Linked DNA regions of Homo sapiens: region 1 is linked to region 2. A link is an interaction called in ENCODE POLR2A ChIA-PET data of the cell type or tissue named here. Cell type or tissue: Panc1. All regions are shown on one strand. Links, peaks and the distances in the headings refer to the core of each region. The heading gives the core; the rest is flanking DNA.

The links. ChIA-PET counts read pairs that join two places held together with the same protein. Peaks named below come from ENCODE experiments on the same cell type or tissue, not always from the same donor. Only the 100,000 strongest peaks of a DNase experiment are listed, where the experiment ranks them.
Region 1: POLR2A ChIA-PET joins it to region 2 with 6 read pairs; 3 of 35 experiments call an interaction of 5 or more read pairs at or near these places.

Annotation. Positions count from the first base shown.
Region 1 is chr7:102,829,016-102,835,991 of GRCh38, reverse strand. It overlaps FBXL13 (F-box and leucine rich repeat protein 13), which reads left to right. Exons shown (of 21, transcript NM_001394494.2): 19 at 3,018-3,152. It also overlaps a transcript of FAM185A not described here and the pseudogene RNU6-1136P. Among named protein-coding and RNA genes, the nearest start is that of LRRC17, 80 kb to the left of the region's middle. In Panc1, for the core only: no CTCF peak of the experiment used is centred there; no DNase peak of the experiment used is centred there; H3K27ac peaks cover 300 bases.
Region 2 is chr7:103,041,017-103,047,992 of GRCh38, reverse strand. All of the region lies in intron 3 of FBXL13 (F-box and leucine rich repeat protein 13), which reads left to right. Among named protein-coding and RNA genes, the nearest start is that of FBXL13, 30 kb to the left of the region's middle. In Panc1, for the core only: no CTCF peak of the experiment used is centred there; no DNase peak of the experiment used is centred there.

The DNA of each region.
Region 1 (6,976 bases), core at 1,173-5,172, 210 kb after region 2:
CTTTAATTTTTCTCTGGTTCCTCTAACTCTGTCCATTCTCTCTAACAATGTTAATGTCTCTAACAAGGGAAAAACAATGTCGGGGCCGGGCGCGGTGGCTCACGCCTGTAATCCCAGCACTTTGGGAGGCCGAGGCGGGCGGATCACGAGGTCAGGAGATCGAGACCATCCCGGCTAAAACGGTGAAACCCCGTCTCTACTAAAAATACAAAAAATTAGCCGGGCGTAGTGGCGGGCGCCTGTAGTCCCAGCTACTTGGGAGGCTGAGGCAGGAGAATGGCGTGAACCCGGGAGGCGGAGCTTGCAGTGAGCCGAGATTGCGCCACTGCACTCCAGCCTGGGCGACAGAGCGAGACTCCGTCTCAAAAAAAAAAAAAAAAAAAAAAAACAATGTCACCTTACTTCTTGCAACATAAAAATTCTTGTATTATTAAAAGAGACTTCTTAATTTTCTTGAAGACATAAAGGATCAGTGAACCAACTAGTATGTACTGAGCACTTACTGTGTTCTAATATGATGTTTGGGAAAGGGATATGAAAGCTAGCAGATTTCCAGGCAGTACAAGGGGCTTATTGCATTTTTATTGAATCTCCAAACTGAGATTCCAGGCCACTGATTCCAATAATTCAAAGGTAGATTCCTTTCTGTACCTCCTTGGGTGTGCCCCACTATGCTTGATTATCTCCAGTGACAGGTCCCAAGCTATCTCCTGACAAGCTGCCCCTTCTAATTTTTGCCATCACGTAGTTGCCAGACAAGACAGACTTTCATGCAGTACAGGAATGAGTCAAATACCCTAAGTGCTGAATCAGTTGAAAAAGACAAGTTCTGCATGAGATCAAAGAATGAATCACTGTTGGCTGTTGTGGTCAGGAAAAGATGATGACTTAGGGTTAAATAACCAATATCTTTCAGTTTTTCTCAAAGTACAATACATTTGTGCATCTTTATTATTATTGGTGTCATGTGCAAATCCTGATAGTAGTTAACATTTATTCTTTTTAATGGCTTAAAATTTTTAACTGACAAATAAAAATTGTATATATTTATGAAGTACAACATGCTGTTTTGATACACACACACACACACACACACACACACACACACACACATTGTGGAATGGTTAAATCAAGCTAATTAACATTCATCACCTTACATACTTATGATACTTTTTATGGTGAGAACATTTAAAATCCATTAGCAAATTTCAAGTATACAATACATCGTTACTAACTATAGTCATCATATACAATAGATCTCTTGAACTTTCTCCTCCTAACTGAAAAAACAATTGAATGTTTCACAAATCTGTGTCATCCTTGTTCAGGGGCCAGGCTAATCCCTGTATTTTTCCAATTTTAGTATCTGTGCTGCTGAAGTAAGCACTAGTTAACTTTTATGGGGTGCTTACTATGTGCCAAGCACTAGCCAGTGTGCATACTGCCTCTCAACTAACACAGTATATAAAATCTTAGAGATAGCTAGAGAATCTATTTTGTGCTAAGAGCCACATCACATATATATATATATATATAATCACATATATATAATATATATAATCACACATATATATAATATATATATAATCGCATATAATATATATATATATAATTTATATATAAATAAGAAGTATCTTTAGTAACCCATTAGGGTTACTAAAATCTAGTACTTACAACTAAAATTAATGGTAAACTACCATTTACTGAGGTCTCTAACTTTGTATTCTAAGAGGAGCTGCTTCATAATGAGGCAGAATTCTTAGAATGATTGAGCACATGTAGATAATTATAATAATTCTCACATTTTGGGGGAGGAAATTTCCTCCTTTTTCTTTTCTCTTGTCTTCTCTTTTCTTTCTTTCTTTCTTTCTTTCTTTCTTTCTTTCTTTCTTTCTTTCTTTCTTTTCTTTCCTTCCTTCCTTCCTTCCTTCCTTCCTTCCTTCCTTCCTTCCTTCCTTCATCATGGTTTCCAATTTCTACTCCTATTGCTTTTTAAATATATTTTTACAATTACGGTTAGGTTTACTTTTGTGGATTGTTTTGTTCTTGTATAACTGCTGAGTTGTAAACTTTTAAGTGTTATTTCCTCATGGATTCTTATCACTGAGTTATTTTTTAACTGAAAAGTAGGAATGAAAATTAAGAAGTATTGATATAAAGGGAATGATTTCCAGGCCTTTTTCTAGTCCTAGATATTTCAGGTGAACATTTCAGCATTTCAAAACAATGCTAGAGAGTAGATGTTATTTTCCCTAAGTTAAAAAAGAGGAGCTGGGCACAGTGGCTCATGCCTATAATCCCAGCACTTTGGGAGGGTGGATCACTTGAGGTCAGGAGTTCAAGACCAGCCTGGGCAACCTAGAGAAACCCCATCTCTACTAAAAAAAAAAAAAAAGAATTAGCCGGGCGTGGTGGTGCACGCCTGTAGTCCCAATAGGCACAAGAGGCACAAGATCACTTGAACCTGGCAGACAGAGGTTGCAGTGAGCTCAGATTGCACCATTGCACTCCAAGCCTGGGCAACAGAGGAAGACTCTCAAAAAAAAAAAAAAAAAGGAAACAGGCTCAGAAAGATAGTAACTTGCTAAGATTTAAGAGGTAATAAATGGTGGAAACGAAAGCAAAACTCGGGTCTGTCTGATTCCAAAGAATCTGTTCTTTCCATTACATTCCACTGTCAATCTTGGAGTGTCTGCCATATAATCTTACCCTCAGATTTCTTTTCTTCTACTCATTACTGACCATATGAGTCAAACTTCATTAGACCTAACTTCAAGAAAACCAAATTTTGTTAGCAGGCATTTGAATATCACTAAGCTGTTAAGCTGCTTTGTGAATATCTTTTGCTATAAACAGATGTTGGATGTAACATGGGTTTTTTAAATTATTTTTTGGGGGCATCAAGATCTAACATCTGTATTTCAGGGACTGAAATGTACATTTAATAAGCTACTATAAGTAAGACAGTTCTAGATGACTAAAGAAAAGAAAAAATTTGACCTTGGAATTTTTTGCAGGCATTCTGCAAAAGCTCACTGATCTTGGAACATTTGGATGTCTCTTATTGCTCCCAGCTGTCAGATATGATTATCAAAGCACTGGCCATTTACTGCATTAACCTCACATCTCTCAGCATTGCTGGCTGTCCAAAGGTATGTGCAGGAGTCAGGGCTCAAACACATCCAATTTAAGCACTGCCAAGGGACAAGGCAGGACAGCGATCAGGGCTGGACTCAGAATATGTTCTCTTTGCCATGGTTGAGGTATTCATTGGATTTTTTTCTTCTATCCTCAAATTGGAAATAGCTTATGATTCCACTGGTGTCAAAGTAGAATTTTCCAAAAGTTAAAAACATAATTCTCATACAAATATAAACATGTGTCAAAGATTTCTTTAATTCACTAATGAGAGAACCAACAAAATGACAAAGCCAGTGCGTAGAGCATTTGAATGAACTTAGTATTTGTAGGAACTGATGAAAGAATGTTGCATTAAGAGTGTTAGGTTAGATCTAAAAGTGTTTTACAAGTTATTAAATCCATAACCTTGGGGTTACAGTTTATACCAGATACAAATAATTTGCATCTTTCCTGGACAAAAATATAACAACATATAACTTCATTGAGCTAGGGCCTTAGTGGACAGTAAATGGTATGTCAAACAAAGGCATGATTTCCTATAGAATTCTCCAGGTAGGCCTGTTAAACAGTGTTCCAGTTTGACACTCCAAGGACATACCATCATCTTTTGTGTTATTTTCAAGTGTTTTATAATTTTTCTGGGACCTCTGTATATAAATGAAGTAAGTACTCATTATGAAAAATTTGGACTACATATAAAAGCTTAAGGGAGAAAGTAAATATCCATTGTCCTGTCACCACCTGGACATAACCATCGCTGGTATTTTATTCTTCTAGATTTTTTTCTATGCACAAAAAGATTAGAAATAGTTACAGAAAGTTTGTGTTTTGCCTTGTTTTTTAAAATAATAGAATCATACTTTCCAAAATACATTGTAACCTACTTTTTAATATACTATGGACATATCTCCATGTAAAGAACTAGAGATCTCAGGTTCTGGATTAATAATAGTAGACTGAATATACACATATAATTTTGTTCCTCTTGAAACGCTACCAGAACTAGAGATGAAGAGTGAGGGCCCATATGGATAAGGAAAACAGGAGAGGAGATAAGAGCAACAAAAATTTGGAAGCTTGAAAATAGATGGACTAATTTAGCAGACCAGAGACTGCTTTGAATCCTAAGCCAACAGTAGAGAAAGCTGGAAAAAAAAATCTGATTTACACCACAATCTTCAAGCTTGGGAGCACCGTGTACCTTTGGAACTGGGTTAAGAGTGGGGATGAAAATAAGGGAGACTGAGTTAGAGATTCTTAAGAAGTAGATAGATCTCTAGATTCCAGCCCCTACTCCATAAATCTGGGCAACTGTCTCTCCCCACCCCAAACAGAAGCCTGGAGATTTATTTCCTAAATTCTGGTTCTTCATCCCTGACACTATTCATATTTTGGACAAGATAACTCTCTGTAGTGGGGTGTGTGTGTGTGTGTGTGTGTGTGTGTGTGTGTGTGTCCCGGGCACTGTAGATGTTTAACAGCATGCCTGCCCTCTACTCACTATATGTCAGTAGCACATAAGATCCCATCCCTCCAGACCTTACCACATGTTCTCTGGTGGAGGTGAGGGCCAAAATTGTTCTTGAATTACCCACTACTCTAGAGATACTAAAACAGAGGGTTGCTAGGCTAACTAAGTGACTCAATGCTGAGTGCAGAGATATTCAAGCACTTTTTCCAACTGAGCATCAAGAACTTGGCTGCCAGATCTTCTTCTCCAGGTGGGAGATTGGTAGCCTCTTCTCTGGGAACCCTGACTAGCCCAAGATGAAAGACCTAAAATGACTGACAGGGGTGGTTCCCAACAAATAACACACGTAGATCATCCTTCATTGAAGCTTACAATAGAGATGCGTGTACTCTGACCTTCCGATTAGTTTTTAGTCCTCCACTCTTAATCGTGAACAAAAGGATTACCAGACATAAGAGGAAAGTCTCTAAAGTGGAAGATATTGATCAACACAAATTAACAGGAAAAACTTGGAGTTAGCAAAATATGAAGAAGGAAGAAAACTAAGAAATTTTTTTGAAAATCCTCAGAAATTACAAGGTTATTAACAATCGTGTTCTCTTCTATTGTACACACTGAAGGCTTTTGTTTACTACAGCATCACACCAACTCTCAAGATGCCCTACGCTTTATTTAATCTAGAAGTTCAGCTTCTATGTTGTTTGGTTTGTATGGTTAGCTAATTGTGCTGCAATAAAAAGGAGGAGGCAGCAGGGAAAAAGATGTGGTAAACCGTGACAAAACTAAGCCAAAAAGTTCACAGCAAAATTATTTTTGTTTAATAATATACTTGTTTAGAACTAGGGGAACCAGATGTCTTTCTGGTCAGCATCATCTGGTTCTATTAGTGAGCTGGGTCAAGGGACCCAGAACACTAGAAGCGCTGACCAACTGACTCTCTGCAACTTAAACAGTGATAGTTCACAGAGATTCTTGCGTTCATAGCACACAGACATATGGGCAACACATGGCTTAGTGAGAAGTGAGAACTGCCCTGGCTATAAAGCAGGCACAGATGGAGACTGGGTTTCTTAGTGGCTCTAAAGCAGAAAGTAGGAGAATGAGAAAAGAAAAGGCTCCAGTGCAAACAGAAAATAGGGCAGAGGATTTTGTTTGTTTGTTTGTTTGCTTTGGTTTTTTGTTTTTTGTTATGAAGGCTGAGGGAATTCCTTCTGTAAACTGTGCATGGCTATTGTCTTGCAGCCCAGAAGCTAAGGGGGATGTTAAACAAATATGCAAGAAATGCATCACTCTGTATCAAAGGTTTAGAGGGAGAAAGAGGAAGAAGGAAGAGTCAATTATTTTAGAACGCTGATACAAAGGAGTAGAAAGATTTAGCTTTACCATCTGAATTGTTCTGGTCAGACTGTGGGTCAGATGAGTATCCTGATTGAGAAGATGTGGGGACCATCATCTGGACCAATCTGAATACTCCTCAACTCACCCTGAATTCATAAGGCTGTGGTCCAACCTAACATATTCCACTTATGTTGATTTTGATGAGCCGTAAAACACATTGGTGTCTGGCTCATCATTCTGTGCCAGGTTTCCCAAAAGTCCACAGGTGAATTTTGAATGGTCACCTTATCTATCCCCAGAAAGGCCGGCTTTTCCTTGCAACCACCTCACCTCGAAGGTCAGTTAGTAGTACTGTGACCTCATCCTACTCGACACTAAAATGCCAAGGAAAACAAATATAGCTACAAATCAGAGGAAAAGCTGGTTGCTCTGGGGCCAGTTCAAAGCACTCAGCAGTGCACTAGGCCCTGTGGTTAACACTGTCACTTTTGACCCTCATGACCGACGTGAAGTGGGAGTTAGTAATGATTAGAAAGAAAAGGGGGTGGGAAATGAGAAAAATTAAAGCAAAGCCCTGAACAATGACAAAATGTCTCTGCAATGCACCTCTGAGAGGGATAAGGTAAGCGAAAGCAGGCCAGTGCTTTAGAACTGCATTTCTGTCCTACAAGTGTAGGTGATGTGAAGCAGGTCCACTGTGCACTGATTACCAACTTGTCTGAGTCTGGTGAGACAGGACACATTCATATGCAAAAAGCTTCATGAAGCAGATTACTTACAGATAGGCAGCAAGTGACAACAGAAGCCGAGGATTCCTGGAGGGCCTGTTTCCCAAGGCTCAGGAAAGCTGCTCAAGGTGGATGAAATCTCAACTGTAAATGTTCCACTTGCACCGCAGCTGAGGGTATCTGGAAGGTGGACCATCTTGGGTTTTATAACCTTGGGTTCACTTGACCCACTGGGCTGAAGCACGGAAAGATGTCCTGTTTCTAGGGGGAACTGGAACAGAGCCTGGCTGTTCCAGTC
Region 2 (6,976 bases), core at 1,152-5,151:
CAGGCACAGTGGCTCATGCCTGTAATCCCAACACTTTGGGAGACCGAGGAAGGCAGATCACCTGAGGCTAGGAGTTTGAGACCAGCCCGGCTAACATGGTGAAACCCCGTCCCTACTAAAGGTACAAAAAGTTAGATAGGCATGGTGGCGGGTGCCTGTAAGCCCAGCTACTTGGGAGGCTGAGGTGGAAGAATCACTTGAACCCAGGAGGCGGAGGTTGCAGTGAGGCAAGATCGTGCCTCTGCACTCCAGCCTGGGTGACAGAGCAAGACTCCATCTCAAAAACAAACAAAAAAAAATGTATAGGACTTATAAAATTCTAATATGTCTGAGTATATACTGTCAACCATAATTATAGTTATTATGTTAAGTTATTGTATATCACAGAAATAACCAAACTTCCTTGTATAGAACTGCTAACCCAAGTAAAACAAAAAATTAATTAAATACCAAGAAAATACTTTGCCAAGATTTTCATGTTAAACCAGCCGATAGTGAAATTGATTAGATATACAATTTGAATTCCATAGTCTAAGTCTCATTACCTGTGATAACCATTAGTTATCAGTGCTATGAATTTAAATTGGAGAAACAACTGGTATTCAACAGGACATAAGTCCAATATTAAGCATAGACTCATGGAAGACCAGGAAGGCTATCTTGTCCTTCCTGAGCCCTTAAAGCTTTTGTTATTAAAGGCTCTGCATTCCATGACTCATCATGGAAAAGATAAAATCATCCAAATTGAATATATTGATATAATGACTTATACATTTCAAAAATAGTTTAAAACCAATGTTTGGTTCCATATTCCTGGGAAGACAATCAAACCTTCATGTACGCTTGGCTATCAGGTACGTTTGGCTATCCGATGGGTCATTTAAACATTTATAAAGGGAGTTCATTCAACTGTCATTTTTAATGCATGTTTTATGCTACAGTAATTATTACGCCACAGTATATTTTCACCAGGTAAAGAAAGTTTTTATGGTTCACCGAGGATAATCAACTGCTTCACAGTCTAGAACCTAAAGACTGGATCTTTTGAGAACATCAGAGAAAGACTGTGCTTGCCATCCACACTGCAACAAAACTTTGGAACCTTGAACTTTAAGTTCATAATCTCACAACTGAGAAGGGTCCCTCCACACTATTGGAACTGTACACCCATTGGAACCCTTAAGGTAAAACTAACCAGGAAAGTTTCTCCCCAGAATAAGATGGCATCCTTGATGTAAACAGCTTTTCCCGAGATCACAGATCAAGACATCTACTATTGTGAGACTCTTATCTTTGAATATTTTTTCCTTATTTATGCCTCTGTAGCCAATAGAAATGATGAGGGGGTCTATTATGTGCACTTATAGGGTATACTTTTATTCGTGAAGGATTTTGCACCAGCCTTATACATGAATAACTTTATACTTTGATGGATAAAAGATGAAGGCCCAACATAGGTGAGAAACTTTAATGGTATATATGTCGCCTCATAATCAGTCAAAACTCCTCTTAGCCCACATCATGGGTTAAATAGAACATTGCCAGGAGGCCTTCACTCTTCTAGAAGGACATCATTTGTTAGGTCCTTTTTCCATGGTTTAGAATAAAAGAGGCAATAATTAGAAATGTATCCCTCATGATAGGCTGTATAGCAGATTCTAATGTAAAGCCTATTGTTACACAACAGACTTTAAATTCTCTTGTGAAAGTTATGCTAAATAATATAATTGGCTAAACAGAAAAGTACCTGTGCAGCTTCTGACACTTGTGGCCTATGGAGAAATACATCAAACGTAGATTATAAAAATTCAGTTGTAGATGATTAATGAAAAGACCACTTAAAGCAAGTAGACTCTTTATCCAGCTCATTCTTTAATCTATTTAATTTTAGGTGGTTCGGTTTATGGGTACCCTGGGTAAGGAGCATACTCTAAACTCTTGGTATTATCCTCCTGAGAGTCATAATAATAGTCTCCCTGGTGCACTGTATTCTCTCGAAGGTTTTAAATCTTGCATGCAGCCACCTCTAGAATGTCAAATGGTCTCTCTTCAAATGGAAAGACGAGCTGAAAGAAATGTGCGACCATGAGATTACTATAACCTATGAATGACGTGGTGAGACTGGAAACCCAAAATGATGGTAACTGAGAGTGGCACTAAGGCCCTAAGTTTTGGTCACACTTTCACCTAAGTGAGAACCTGACCAAAAAGGGGGGAATCTTTTTTAAACAAAGTTGTGGGAGGCCACTGTTTTGGACTAAGCTCATTCACTAGGCCCCAACAGGCCAAACCAAACTAAAATGGGGTCACTTATGCTAAATGTGACATAATCAAACTAAGACTTTACGGAAACACATAGATCCTAGAACAGACCAGGTTTTGTTTTTCTCCTGTAAATAGGACATTCCAGCATAAAGAGGTACCCATAAAGGGTCCCTCTACTCATACTTGTTTTTACCTTTGCAAAACTCAATGTTCTACTGTTTCCCAGTATGTTTCAAGACCAAATAAGTACTTTTACAATGGTGATAGTGACATTGATAATTAAAGTTTTGGTCAATCTCTCAAAATTGAGAAAATGACCAAAAGGGGGAAGTTGTTAAAGTGAACTAAATGTGGCCTGAGAAGGATTCCCTGTTTCTATATTTGAGTCTTTGTGGACGAACTGCAACCTAGCTTAATAGATAGACAAGATTGAAAACCTAACTAGGAGTATGCACGTGTATCAATAGCTGAGTCTTGGCCAATCCCAGCAGCCATACTTCAACCATTCATACACTGCTGAGTGTTCAAACTGTGTTCAAATAAGGCAAACACCAATCTGTAACCAGTCCAGCTGTTGTGTACCTCACTTCCAATTTCTGCACATCATTTCCCTTTTTGTGTCTATTAATCTTCTTCCACCATGTGGCTGCACTGGAGTCTCTCTGAATCTGCTGTGATTCTGGGGGCTGCCCAATTCACAAATTATTCATTGCTCAATTAAATTCCTTTACATTTAATTCGGCTGAAGTTTTTCTTTTATCATTGCCTATTTATAAAGGATAAATATGTCTCTACTTAAAGACGAGTGAATACAGGAAACTGTGAGTAAGCCAAATAGTAAAGAAAAAGTAGGAACTGCTCTCATAATAGTAGAAGGAAAGACAATTTCATTGTTTCAAGCATTCCAAGATGAAAGAATCAACCATTGTAAGGAGGAAATGAACTTCACAGACTTGGTTCTCATTTCTTAGGAAATGAAATCTCCAGATGGGCCTTCTAACTACAAGAGAAAGCATATATAAAATTTAAAAAATCTTTTTATTATGGAAACATTTTAATATAACACAGAAGTAGAAGGAATACCATAATGATCACTCATCATCTAACTTGAACAATAATCAGCATTTTGCCAATCTTGTTAATTTATTCTCTCTTCCTCCATTTTTGCTGGAGTATTAGAAAGCAAATCCCAGAAATTATATTATACTGTAGTGTGCATCTCTAATAGGAGATTATATTTTTAGAGAATAGAAACACAGTGCCACTGTCTTATGAATAAATAACAATAATTCCTGAATGTCATCTAGTCCTGATTATATTCAGATTCATATTCTATATTTTAGTTTCCCAGATTGTCTCAAAAATGTCTTTTTACATGTGGCTGTGTTCAAATCAGAATTCATACAGAGTCTACATATTGCACTTGGTTGTTATTTATCTAACATCTCTTGTAATGGACAAGAATTCTCCTTGTCTTATTTTTTCTGCATGCGACTTATTTATTGAAGGAAACGGGTAATTTGTCTTGTAAAATGTCCCAGGTTCTCAATGCTTCCTCTAGTGTCATTTTACTTACTCTGTTTCCCGTATTTCATGCAAGCTGGTAGTTAAATCTAGATGCTTGATTTCATTCAGGTTCCCCCCTACCAACATTTTGTGTGGACAATAATATTGCATAGAGGTGTTGTGTTTTTCCTAGTGCATCACATCTGGAGGCACACATGATCTGGTTGACCCACTTTTAATGAATCTTGACTCCTAGAGATCTTAATATCATTCTGTATTAATTGTATCCTACAATGTGCATATAATGATTTCCGAATAACATTACCATAGAACCACTAACAAAAAGACTACTGAATGCAGTTTAAGAAGATTATGCAATTCTTTTTGCTTTTAAGATGTGTATATTCAGGTTGGGTGCAGTGGCTCACACCTGTAATCCCAGCACTTTGGGAGGCCAAGGCAGGTGGATCACCTGAGGTCAGGAGTTCAAGACCAGCCTGGCCAACATGGTGAAACCCTGTCTTTACTAAAAATGCAAAAAAATTAGTTGGGCATGGTAGCACACACCTGTAATCCCAGCTACTTGGGAGGCTGAGGCAGGAGAATTGCCCAGACCCTGAAGGCTGAGGTTGCAGTGAGCTGAGATCATGCCATTAGACTCCGGCCTCGGCGACGGAGGTGCCATAATAAACATACGTGTGCATGTGTCTTTATAGTAGCATGACTTATAATCCTTTGGGTATATACCCAGTAATGGGATTGCTGGGTCAAATGGTATGTATTTCTAGTTCTAGATCCTTGAGGAATCACCACACTGTCTTCCACAACAGTTGAACTAATTTACACTCCCGCCAACAGTGTAAAAGCATTCCTGTTTCTCCACATCCTCTCCAGCATCTGTTGTTTCCTGACTTCTTAATGATCTCCATTCTAATGGGCATGAGATGGTATCTCATTGTGGTTTTGATTTGCATTTCTCTGATGACCAGTGATGATGAGCTTTTTTTCATATGTTTGTTGGCTGCATAAATGTCTTCTTTTGAGAAGTGTCTGTTCATATCCTTTGCCCACTTTTTGATATGGTTGTTTGTTTTTTTCTTGTAAATTTGTTTAAGTTCTTTGTAGATTCTGGATATTAGCCCTTTGTCAGATGAGTAGATTGCAAAGATTCTCTCCCATTCTACAGGTTGCCTGTTCACTCTGATGATAGTTTCTTTTGCTGAGCAGAAGCTCTTTAGTTTAATTAGATCTCATGTGTCTATTTTGGCTTTTGTTGCCATTGCTTTTGGTGTTTTAATCATGAAGTCTTTGCCCATGCCTATGTCCTGAATGGTATTGCTTAGGTTTTCTTCTAGGGTTTTTATGGTGTTAGGTCTTACATTTAAGTCTTTAATGCATCTTGAGTTAATTTTTGTATATGGTGTAAGGAAGGGATCCAGTTTCAGCTTTCTACACTTGGCTAGCCAGTTTTTTCAGCACAATTTATTAAATAGAGAACTCTTTCCCCATTGCTTGTTTTTCTCAGATTTGTCAAAGATCAGATGGTTGTAGATGTGTTGTGTTATTTCTGAGGTCTCTATTCTGTTCCATTGGTCTATATATCTGTTTTGGTACCAGTACCATGCTGTTTTGGTTACTGTAGCCTTGTAGTATAGTTTGAAGTCTCCATGATGCCTCCAGCTTTGTTCTTTTTGCTTAAGACTGCCTTGGCTATGTGGGCTTTTTTTTGGTTCCATATGAACTTTAAAGTAGTTTTTTCCAATTCTGTGAAGAAAGTCAGTGGTAGCTTGATGGGGATAGCATTGAATCTATAAATTACCTTGGGTTGTATGGCCATTTTCATGATACTGATTCTTCCTATCCATGAGCATGGAATGTTCTTCCATTTGTTTGTGTCCTCTTTTATTGTGTTGAGCAGTAGTTTGTAGTTCTCCTTGAAGAGGTCCTTCACATCCCTTGTAAGTTGGATTCCTAGGTATTTTATTCTCTTTGAAGCAATTGTGAATGGGAGTTCACTCATGATTTGGCTCTCTGTTTGTCTATTATTGGTGTATAGGAATGCTTGTGATTTTTGCACATTGATTTTGTATCCTGAGACTTTGCTGAAGTTGCTTATCAGCTTAAGGAGATTTTGGGCTGAGACAATGGGTTTTTCTAAATATACAGTCGTGTCATCTGCAAAGAGACAATTTGACTTCCTCTTTTCCTAATTGAATACCCTTTATGTCTTTCTCTTGCCTGATTGCCTAGCCAGAAGAACTTCCAAAACTATGTTGAATAGGAGTATTGAGAGAGGGCATCCTTGTCTTGTGCCAGTTTTCAAAGGGAATGCTTCTAGTTTTTGCCCATTCAGTAGGATATTGGCTGTGGGTTTGTCATAAATAGCTCTTATTATTTTGAGATATGTTCCATCAATACCTAGTTTATTGAGAGTTTTTAGCATGAAGGGCTGTTGAATTTTGTCAAAGGTCTTTTCTACATCTATTGAGATAATCATGTGGTTTTTGTCATTGGTTCTGTTTATGTGATGGATTATGTTTATTGATTTGCATATGTTGAACCAGCCTTGCATCCCAGGGATGAAGCCAACTTGATTGTGGTGGATAAGCTTTTTGATGTGCTGCTGGATTCAGTTTTCCAGTATTTTATTAAGGATTTTCACATTGATGTTCATCAGGGATATTGGCCTAAAATTCTCTTTTTTAGTTTTGTCTCTATCAGGCTTTTGTATCAGGATGATGCTAGCCTCATAAAAAGAGTTAGGGAAGATTCTCTCTTTTTCTATTGATTGAAATAATTTCAGAAGGAATGGTACCAGCTCCTGTTTGTACTTCTGGTGGAATTTGGCTGTGAATCCGTCTGGTCCTGGTCTTTTTTTGGTTGGTAGGCTATTATTGCTTCAATTTCAGAACCTGTTTTTGGTCTATTCAGAGATTCAACTTCTTCCTGATTTAGTCTTGGGAGGGTGTATGTGTCCAGGAATTTGTCCATTTCTTCTAGATTTTCTAGTTTATTTGCATAGAGGTGTTTACAGTATTCTCTGATGGTAGTTTGTATTTCTGTGGGATCGGTGGTTATAACCCCTTTATCATTTTTTATTGTATCTATTTGATTCTTCTCTCTTTTCTTCTTTATTAGTCTTGCTATCGGTCTATCAATTTGTTGGTCTTTTCAAAAAACCAGCTCCTGGATACATTGGTTTTTC